2 separate regions of the Homo sapiens genome follow, and region 2 is linked to region 1. Evidence: read pairs that join two places in POLR2A ChIA-PET (ENCODE). Cell type or tissue: OCI-LY7. All regions are shown on one strand. Links, peaks and the distances in the headings refer to the core of each region. The heading gives the core; the rest is flanking DNA.

Region 1 (5,391 bases), core at 283-5,282:
AGAGAAAAAATAACTAATGAGGGCTCAAGAGATATCTAATTTTTTTTCAATCCAATTTTAAAGAGAGAGCATCTTTTTGTTTGCAACATTATAAAGCATCTTAGGCTTTTTTAAGATCCACTATCAAAACAGTAGTAAACTGAAAAAGCTGACCATCTTTCTTTCAAAGAAGCTTGAATGTAATTGACGAATATCACCAAACATTGTCAAAGAAATATGTTAACCCATTCATAAAAGCATATATTGAGTACTCACTATGTACCTGGCACTGTTGTATGGAGGTAAAGGTCATGCACCCCAGCTTCAAGGACCTCACAAAAATGTAAGCCAATCATGACAATAGTAGCACCAATGGCTCACTGTACACTTTGAATATGCCAGGCTTCCTTATAAACATTTTGCATGTGTTGTCATTTCAGCCTCACAATAATCTGAATCTATATAAACTATTATTAATTTCACTTTGTGGATGAGAAACACAAGACAGAGAGAGAATGAGAACACTTGCCCAAGATTACACAACTAGTATGAGGCATCATTGAGAACTAGACTATGATCTGTGCCCCCTACAACCCATGTGGTTTACTAGCCTTCTATTCATACTTCTCCCAGTTTTTTGGGTTATTGGCTTTGATGGAGAAGCTCCCAAAGTAATGAAGCTATCCAGAAGAAAGATAACTATCTTTTGGGGGGGCTGTGGGGAAGACAGAGTCTCACTCTGTTGCCCAGACTGGAACGCAGTGGCAATCATAGCTCACTGCAGCCTTGAACTCCTGGGCTCAAGTGATTATCCTGCCTCAGCCAGCCTAGCACATGGGACTAAATGACTACAGGTGCATACCACCACACCTGGCTAATTTTAAATATTTTTTGTAGAGACAGGGTCTTACTTTGTTACTCAGGCTGGTCTCAAACTACTAGCCTGAAGCAAACATCATATGTTGTCCTTCCAATATCTGGGATTATAGGCATGAACCACTGTGTCTTGCCAGAAGACATCTAATTTGAGTCAGAAGAAATAGCGTGGAAAGATAAAATAAATTAGAACATAAAAGAAACTAAGTAGTTCAGTATGGCTTAGGTAGAGTTCATGAGTGTTGGGAAAAGTAGAGAAGTTGGGGCTCTATTATAATGACTATGGAAAACTGTGAAAGAAAAGTATGAAAGTAACATGGTTGGATTACCTTTTAGATAAAATAGAAAGGGAATAAACTGTGAACAGGTGAGACAAGTGGCACAATCCAAGCAAGAAGAGCAGAGGGCCTGAGCAATGACTGTACAAATTAAAAAAAAAATTCAGATGTATTTCAGTGGTAAACCTGACAAACTTTGATGACATATTTAGTTTGGGGTGAAGGGAGAGAGAAGTGTAGTCTAACTTCCAGGTTTCTGGCTTGGAAGACTGAGTGGAATGTGATTAGTAAACTTGGAAACAAGGTTAGATTTGGTCTGGGGAGAGGGAACAGAAGGAGTTTAAAGTTGAGATCCATTGCTTTGAGTTGGCTAGTTACGTGGATCCAGAACAAAAGACTATCCTGGCCATCATTAGCATATTAGTTTAAGCCAGAGATCCATATGACATTAACAGAGAAAATCATAGTACACCAAACATTGGGACCCAAGAGTAGAACCCCACATAATATGAAAATTAATGAGGGACAGAAAAATGAGGACCACAGCGGGGAGTGGCCAGAAAAGGAGGAAAATCAGGAGAAAGGGGTATCAAACAATTTCTCTTGTTTGAGCACAATGACACACAGAGAAGAGGCTGTAATTCAAGAGCCTTAAATACTAGTTTTTTAAATTTAATTCTATCTCTAATTTCTCTAAAACTACTTTCCCAAACTGTCTTGTACCTATTCATTAAAACACCTTTGGTCTCAAATTCTGTGAGATTACTCCTAAGTCAAACTCTATATTATAGGAATGTGAACTTGTGCATTCACAGGAGGAAATACTATAAGCTCTTAAGTGGAAAATACGGTTACATACAGAATTCTGTCAGCATTTTGCATAAGATACTCAGAAGTGTTCTTTAATGCTATGCAATCATATTTCTAACCTTTTCACCAGTTCATTGACATTTCTACCATCATGTTAAGTGCAGACAGAAGCAAGAGATGGGTAGGAAATATCTCACACATCAAGGGAGAAGAAAACAATAAAAGGCAAAGTTGGGCATAATTTTCTTTTGGAATCCACAACACCTGCTACATTTCCTGAAGCCTAAAACGGCCTCTGTTGCTTCGACTGCTGCTCAAACCATCTGCTGAGTATAAGGAGGTGGTCTGCAGCAGCTGAAAACCTTTACAAATGCTTCAAGTCAGGCTTGTTGGCACGGTAAGGAAGCTAGTGATGTACTGATGCCAAATTCTGTTCCTGTTTCTTTCCCTTTGCTGCCATGAAAAAAATTAACCAAGGCTTTAAGAGCTGCCATTGACATAAACATGATTTAATAGCTCTTTAGCATTTCCAGGACCACAGCATTAGCAAGAGCCTTGGAGATGTTTAAGAGTAGAATCTTGAAATTCGTTCTCTGGCAAGTTATTTTAAAACCAGATGTTGTAAGCGTACTTCAGTACAGCTGCCTATTAGGTGACAGTACTTCAAACACATAGAACGTGAGGGAAATGTACTTGCTGTTTTCTTTATAGGATGGCAACTGTCACCTGCCTCTCCTAAGTGTGTGAGTAGATTTTCCTGGTTGATGCCTGCTCTTTCTTCTGTTTTCCATGCTTCTCTCAAGCGTGGTGATGAAAGACCTGTTTAAAGTAGGAGAGCTGTCAGTATGAATCGATAATCTATGCAACTGATTATTTACATAATTATCTCTTTGATTAGAGAGGGAGCTTCTTACGAATTAGGACCAGGTCTTATTTGGGTTTAAATTCTGATTGTACTTTTTACTAGTTTGTAAACTTGGATAAGAAACTTGGCTGCTCTGAGTTTTGGCTTCCTCATGTGTATCTCACTAGGTTGTGCCCTGCCTAATGAAGTTAGCTACCTTTTTCAAAGTTCCTAATTGGGTGCCTGGCACAAGTTCCAATAAATGTCTATCAAATAAAATAGTTATGTAACTGTTATAAAGGATTATGTTTGAATTTCAAATGTACATAATTATTTCTCACTTTATCTTCCACTTTACGTTACAGGCAAACAATTCCAATTCATTTATAGTTATTGTAGAAGTGTTTGTTCTAGTGTTCATGTGAAAATTTGCATTACACATTTGCCTTGTAATTGTATAAAGCCTCTTCCTATCATGTATGAAGCAAGTCCGTGGTTAAAATCTGAAGGGATATGTTGGCTTGCTGGTCATTTTTGTCAGTCAGTCAGAAAATTCAGAGGAGTTTTACCTTGCCATTCCCTTGAAGAACTGGAGAGGTTGGCCATAATCTTTGTTTTCATTTTCTGCCTATATCCCCTTTCCTCTGTCTTATCAAAATGTACTTTTTAAAAGGCACTGCTCACATCTAGCTCTTTCTTAGATAATTGACTTACAAACTAATTCACATGTTGGTAAAATGGCTAAAAATGGCTTAAAGCAGTGCTTTTTAAACTTTTTTTGAGACTTGTGAGGGATTCTATGGGGAAGCCTGATGGACAGATGCAGGGATCTGGAGCTTCAAACCAGTGAGACTCTGGTACTGCACCCCTAACTCTAATTTCAATCGAAAAATTCTACTTTAAAAAAGTTTTTATGTATATATACATATATATCTACACATATATTTTATTCATATATTACATATATTTTTAAGCTTAATTAAAGAATAGATTTTACTGTTTTAAAAAGGTGAAGATTATTTACTGGCATATCATCTTTTAGTGTCATTACAATTTCTTTTTTTTTTTCTTTTTTTTTTTTTTATTGTGAGACAGAGTCTCACTCTGTCACCGAGGCTGGAGTGCAGTGGCGTGATCTTGGCTGACTGCAACCTCTGCCTCTTGATTTGAAGCGATTTTTGTGCCTCAGCCTCCCAAGTAGCTGGGGTTACAGGCGTGGGCCACCACACCCTGCTAATTTTTGTAGTTTTAGTAAATTCAGGGCTTGGGTTTCACCATGTTGGCCAGGGTGGTCTCGAACTCCTGGCCTCACATGATTTGCCCGCCTTGGCCTCCCAAAGTGCTGGGACTACGGACCTGAGCTACCATGCCCAGCCCAGTGCCATTACAGTTTCATCACAAGACTAAATAATATAACTGAAAAGATTTCTCTAATCTTAGAATCCTGGCTAGTGATAGGAAGTGATAGTCACTAGGGATCACTGCATGGTCACTAAGCAAATGAAGCAGAGTTACCCCAAATCTTTCTTTGATAGAGTTATTATATTGGAGATAAATCATTTGACATGGACTATTTATACTTCTATAATTCATTTAGCGAAGTGTATCATACATTTTCATGGATAAAAAGAATAAGTATAAATTTAGAGTCCTTACAGTTAAGTGAACTAGACATGACAGAACATTAACTAAAGGACCTGATTTATAGATATGCATTCATCTGGGGAGAAATTTCTATTGACAACCTCAGGGCTATGCCCCTAGTCTCATCCTATTCACTCATTTTAGAATTAGTGGCTTGAATAAAACTGTAACGACTGAAATCTCGTCAGATTTGCAGATGGCGAAGCTGAGAGGGACACAGAATGTGTTGGATGAAAGAATTAAGATTCCAAAAGATCTTGACAGGCTGGAACATTTTAAGCTGATATAACATAATGAAATTTAACAGGGACAAATGTGAGGTCCTCTACTTGGGTCAAAAAACAGAAACACAACTGCAGAGGATGAAGAAATTATAGCTTCTGGGAAGAATGCGTGAAAATGCTTAGAGGTATTAGATGACAGTCATATTTTTAGAAATCAACAACATGATGTGAATGTGCCCAAAGCTGATGTGGGTTGTGGGGATTAGTCAATTAAATAAATAGAATCTAGAATGAAGATGGACACAGGCTCACCTTTTTAAAGACTGCTTAGATTTAACAGTGAGAATGTACTGATAGGTAACTAGACAAATTAAAACACATCCAGAAAAGCCTGGATGTAAAGAGACTTCAAAGTCTTTTGTGTGAAGAGAGTTCAGACCTTGAACTTTAGGGAATAAGTTCTGTATGACCTACAGACAAGAATAGGGTATACCAAGGGCATCATATACAAGTATTTAAATTGTTGACATTTGAAAATTTCTGGTGTAATTTTGGAAGACGTAAGATTAATTGGTCTAAGTTAAAGATAGAAAGATGGCATCTCAATATAAGAAATAACTTTTTAAAATCAGAACTGTCCAAAGAGGGTACCGTCTCCAAAATGTAGTTTGTTTTTCTTAGTGAGGATGTGAGATTAGACTGAGCTACTATTGATAGAGATGTTGTAAATACAACA
Region 2 (5,391 bases), core at 112-5,111, 84 kb after region 1:
AGTGAAGAGATGGGGTGGAAAACAAGGGGGAAACTGCAGTTGATCAATTATTGTGACCTGGTGGGTAACATGTGTCCAGAGAAAAGAAGAAAAAGGCCATATTGTTGTTGGGCCCAGTTTGGATGCTAAGATCTTCCCCTGCCCTCCTTTGCAAATTTGATATTTTGATGATTATTTGCTTCTTAAATCTTAAAAGATGCAAAATATGTAACATAAAACTTGCTACAAAGTTAGTGTTCAATAATTATATACTATTTTATTATACATATATATTTGACATTTGTGTATAACTTATATGTATATATGCGTATAACATATATATAATATATGTATGTATAGTTTGTGTATAACTTTTCCACTAATGTTAATGCTATTTGCTTTTTGTAAGAAATTGCAGGGAGAAGGCAGAAATAGCATATAAAACCTTGTTAGTTTATTACCTGTGATGCAAATTTCTCTTTAGACAAATTTCTCTTTGTTTCTAAAACTTCTACATTTTCTTCTGTAAGGTAAGTAGGGCTGGTCATGACTGCCTCAGAGTTAGTGTAAGTTAAAACTAATCGATAAGCCAGAGCAATATTGATTCAGGTATTCTATAAATGATTCCTTGTTATGATTCTTAAATCTAGAATTGTATTAATTAAGAATATGGATTGCAAATTAAAGAAACTAACTCAAGCTAGCTACCAAAAAAAAAAAAAAATGTTTTTTAGAAGCCTCCTGATTATCTCATTAAATTCAAGGAAACACTGGAAAACCATGCCTCAGGATGGTAGTAACCCTGGGAACAACTGAAGAAATAAACTTTTATTTCAAGCTCTGCCATAGTGTAACCCACTAACCCCAACTAGTCAGACTAGCAGGTCAAATTCTCTTTTTTGAATCTTATTATCATAACTCGAATTATGTATCAGGCATGAGTCAGCCAGACCCTGTGGCTTATAGGTTAGGCAGACACTTCCCAAGTTGTTTTCCATAAGTCTTCAAAAAGAAATTATTTGAAAATACTATAAGAAGATAATTATGGAGAATATTATTAATGGATTCCTTATGTTGCTCAATTTGCCTTGTATGAAGATCACAGTGTCAAATTCCTCTTAATGCTTAGGTTGAAGAAAAACCTTACTTCTTCTGAATAAATGCATTGCTTTTCAAGTAGAAAATGTGACCTACATATCAGATCTTATCTCTCTTTGCCTTTGTTTCTCCAAAGCTCAGAACAAAATCTTATTCTCTCATTTTCTTCTATCCCTCTTCAATCAGAATTTTTGAAAATTCCATACCACTTTTGTTTCTTCTTATTTCTAATAATAAATGATCTTACTATACTACCTCCATGTTTAAGGTGTCTCAAATGTGTTTTGGAGTGGATGTCATTTAAACGAATAAAGATCATTCAAATAACAAAATTTTGAGAAACGAATAGTATACTTTAGATTTATAGATATGCTAAGTTAATGAGTTATATTTATTTACCATTATTTCTTTGTAACCTACACAAAGTCAGCTAAATTTGAACATTAATCCTACCTTCATAGCATATTGGTAATAAAGAACTCATGTTCTTATAGGCCCAAATATCAGTGTATGTCCTTTATTTGCTAGTCTTCACTCTAGTCCCTTATATTCTTTTTGATTAAGATCATTGATCTAGCTATTGAATCTCAGTGTTCTTCTCTGTTTGGTATTGGGGATTGAAATTTAGTATATTGGTCAAGAGAATGGACTATACAGTTTGCCTGATTTAAATTCAAATTCTGGTTACTAGCTATGTCACTTTGGGAGAGTTATCTAAATTTCACTTTATGTATCTGTAAATATGGGATGCTAATACCCACTCAATCAGGTTGTCATAGAGATTAAAATAAAATGTCTTATAAAAGCTCATAGCAGGGCATAAAGCAGGAGCTAAGTAATTGGCAGTGATCATTATTATTACTATGGCGGTGATTTAACTACCTTTCTGCAGGTTATTGAATTTCCAGTTATTTTGGTGATTTCTAAGGCGTTATTGCTCTTGCCATCAATCCTTATTGGTTCATTTAACTTCTGCATGTTTTGTTGTACTGCTGTTTACTGTTTCATTTTTCATTGCTTAGAATCCTATGCTGTATGTTCTCATACTTTTCATTTTATTATAACGTTCAAATATTTATCACGTTTAGAATATGTACCACACGTGTTTTTCTCAGACAAATATAAGCTCCACAAGGAAAGAGACCACATCAGTTGTTTTCTCTGTATCATCACCCATGCATAGCATAGTGCCTGCAGCACAGTAGGGATTCAACAAATTTTTATTGATGTCAATCATATTTCTGTCATTTTTTTTTCTACTCTGCACTTTGCACATCCCTTGCCTTGCCTTCTCGTGGATGGTTTTTATAGCTCTTGCTTCTTTAAGTCTACTGTTTTTCTACTCTCTCTCTCTCTTTTTTTCTTTTTTTTTTGAGACAGCAGTTCGATCTTGTTGTCCAGGCTGGAGTGCAATGGTGTGATCTTGGCTCACCGCAACCTCTGCCTCCCGAGTTCAAGCGATTCTCTGGCCTCAGCCTCCCGAGTAGCTGGGATTACAGGCATGTGCCACCACGCCCAGCTCATTTTGTATTTTTAGTAGAGACAGGGTTTCTCCATGTTGGTCAGGCTGGTCTCAAGCTCCCGACCTCAGGTGAACCATCCGCCTCTGCCTCTCAAAGTGCTGGGATTGCAGGCGAGAGCCAGTGCACCCGGCCTGTTTGTCTACTCTCTTTGTGTGCTGTAATTGCATTCCTTTGTTCTGAAATTCTTGGTTATTGTTATAAATTTTTGCAGAAGTGGTCCCACAGGAAACTCTGTCATTTGGGTGGGAAAATACCAAATTTCTACAGTGCCATTAGGATAGGAGTCATCTCCAAAAAACAAACCAACAAAAAAAACCATTTATCTTGGATGCCTACTCTCCTGTCACTTTAAAAATTTTTCCAAGCAGCAGCCCCAAAGAAAGAACATTCAAGACTATAGGCTGAGTCAGAACTGGAGATTCAGCTCTTTCATTTATAACCCTTTGCTGCCCACTGTATGAATTTACAGTGGCACATTATCATCTTAACTGCCTTTTAATGGTAATGGTGATGTCCTGCAAATTGAGAAAAAAGACGTTGACTGTGAATTCCTAGGAGATTATAGGCCCAATAACTACTGTTATTAGTTCCAGGATGATTGCCAATAATGCAGCATCACTTAGGCTCCATTATTTGCAATCTTAAGGGCTTTAAGAATCATCTAAATTCCCTAAACCGTTATCTTTAACTTAGACCGGACTACGATGCTGATAAGCACAACTGGGGTTCAGTCATTAGATATCTAAATTGGGAAATTATTGTCTTTTTAGTAAAATGCCCTTTTAGAAAATAAGTTAGAAAGGGTTTCTAAGGGTTAATTAGTGGTAGGAAAATAAATGCTACTCCTTTCTTCCCACCCCCAGCAGGTTCGTAAGCTATTTCTATATAAGCAAGACTGAAGGAGCTTCAGCATGCTATCTACTAATGACCTTAACATTAAACTTCGGAAGCCACATGGACACTCTTACATATAGAGTGGAGAGATTTCTGTCCACTCTAGGGATTGTTTCAAGCTTAGTTCATATTAAAGCATCAGTGTGAACACAACCAGCATCTTTTGGTTATTCTAATGGGAGACTTTGTAGTTCTGTTTCGGCTAGAGGACAACAATCCATATATGTTTGAAATGAAGCCATTAACTATTCAGAGAGGAAATATCTGAAAATTAAAAATTCAGGTTTTCTATAATAGCTTCTAGGATTTTTTGATGTATAAAAGTGGTACTGGGGCATACTGGAAAGAATATGGTTTTGAAATTAGATACATCTGTTTAGATATTTCTAGATGTAAGGCCTTAGGCACATCAACCTCTCTAAGGACAATATTTATCTTCCCACATTGTTAGGAGTAAGTAAGGTAATTTATGCAAAGATTTTCAGAACTTGGAAATGTAGAACAAGAAACAAAAATCAACAGAAAAAAGGAAAAGGCGAGTGTAGGTGAGGGCTTGGAGGTAGGCTTTGCAGAGACTTTGGGAGTTCTGATGCATAGGAGCAATATTAGTATGAAAAAAAAAAATTGGAAACAAAAAAGACAATTTAAAGAAGCATCACTGTGGGTTGCAAGCTCCCTTCATTGTACTTTGAAAAATGCAACTAAAGATCTTAAATTGTTTGGAATTTCTTTTATTTCTAAACTGTGTTCCTAGAGTGAGATGTTGTCTTGAGGCTGGAGCATTGAGATCAATATAAATTCTTACATCAGCATAACTGCTTCTCTCTCCCCTGCCCCACATATTGGTTGGTTTCACCAGATTCCAAAGTAGAGGAAACAGCCATGGTAGAAAGACACTGGTTTGATTTCATAAGATCTCAGTTTAAAGTGCTTAATCTCACTTTCTCACTTAACACTTAAAAATATTATTTAATCTCCTGATTTTTATTGTCTATTCTATAAGTTAAGAATAATAATACCTCACTTCGTTGTTATAGTGATTAGGTGAACTCATGCATAAAAACATACAGCATGGAAACAAGTTTTATATTATTTGATAATATTGGTGTTGTTAAATTCAATCAAGAAATAAGGCACCAGAGGAATAGATTAAGAGCAGCCCTTTCAACTCTTCCTTGCTGTTGTTGGGGCAGGGTGGGGGGTTGGGTTGCTACTCCAGAGAATAATTTGAAAGGGACTCTCTTTTCCCATCTTGTGTTTCTATTGTATTATTTGTCTCTTTTGCTTTATACAACTTTTTTTTTTAAGTATCTATTCTTAGTTCCCCTCCTTCTTAGGGACATGAGGTGTAAAGAATGTACTAAAAATGAAAGTAAGGGCCGGACACGGTGGCTCATGCCTATAATCCCAACACTTTGGGAGGCCAAGGTGGGTGGAAGACCCGAGGTAAGGAGTCCAAGACCAGCCTGGCCAACATAATGAAACCCCATCTCTACTAAAAAAAAAAAAAAATCAGCCGGGTGTAGTTGGGGGGTGACTGTAATCCCAGCTACTTGGGAAGCTGAGGCAGGAGAATTGCTTGAACCCAGGAGGTGGAGGCTGCAGTGACCTGAGATCATGCCATTGCACTCCAGCCTGGATGACAAGAGTGAGACTCTATCTCAAAGAAAGAAAGCAAGAAAGAGAGAGAGAGAGAGAGAGAGAGAGAGAAAGAGAGAGAGAGAGAGAGAGAGAAAGAAAGAAAGAAAGAAAGAAAGAAAGACAGCCACACTTTGACAATTTTGTTCAGATCCAGAACAATATATTCTCCTTTCATCAATCTCCATCTATTTTATATGTATCCACAATTATGTGATATGTGCTACAAAATCGGAGCTGTTTTTTTCATTGGTTCTCT

What was found. ChIA-PET counts read pairs that join two places held together with the same protein. Peaks named below come from ENCODE experiments on the same cell type or tissue, not always from the same donor. Only the 100,000 strongest peaks of a DNase experiment are listed, where the experiment ranks them.
Region 2: POLR2A ChIA-PET joins it to region 1 with 6 read pairs; 2 of 35 experiments call an interaction of 5 or more read pairs at or near these places.

What each region holds. Positions count from the first base shown.
Region 1 is chr9:22,520,121-22,525,511 of GRCh38, forward strand. No RefSeq gene overlaps it. Among named protein-coding and RNA genes, the nearest start is that of DMRTA1, 76 kb to the left of the region's middle. In OCI-LY7, for the core only: no CTCF peak of the experiment used is centred there; DNase peaks (open chromatin) are centred at 2,271 and 2,571; H3K4me3 peaks cover 3,378 bases; H3K27ac peaks cover 4,849 bases.
Region 2 is chr9:22,604,760-22,610,150 of GRCh38, forward strand. No RefSeq gene overlaps it. Among named protein-coding and RNA genes, the nearest start is that of LINC01239, 39 kb to the right of the region's middle. In OCI-LY7, for the core only: no CTCF peak of the experiment used is centred there; no DNase peak of the experiment used is centred there.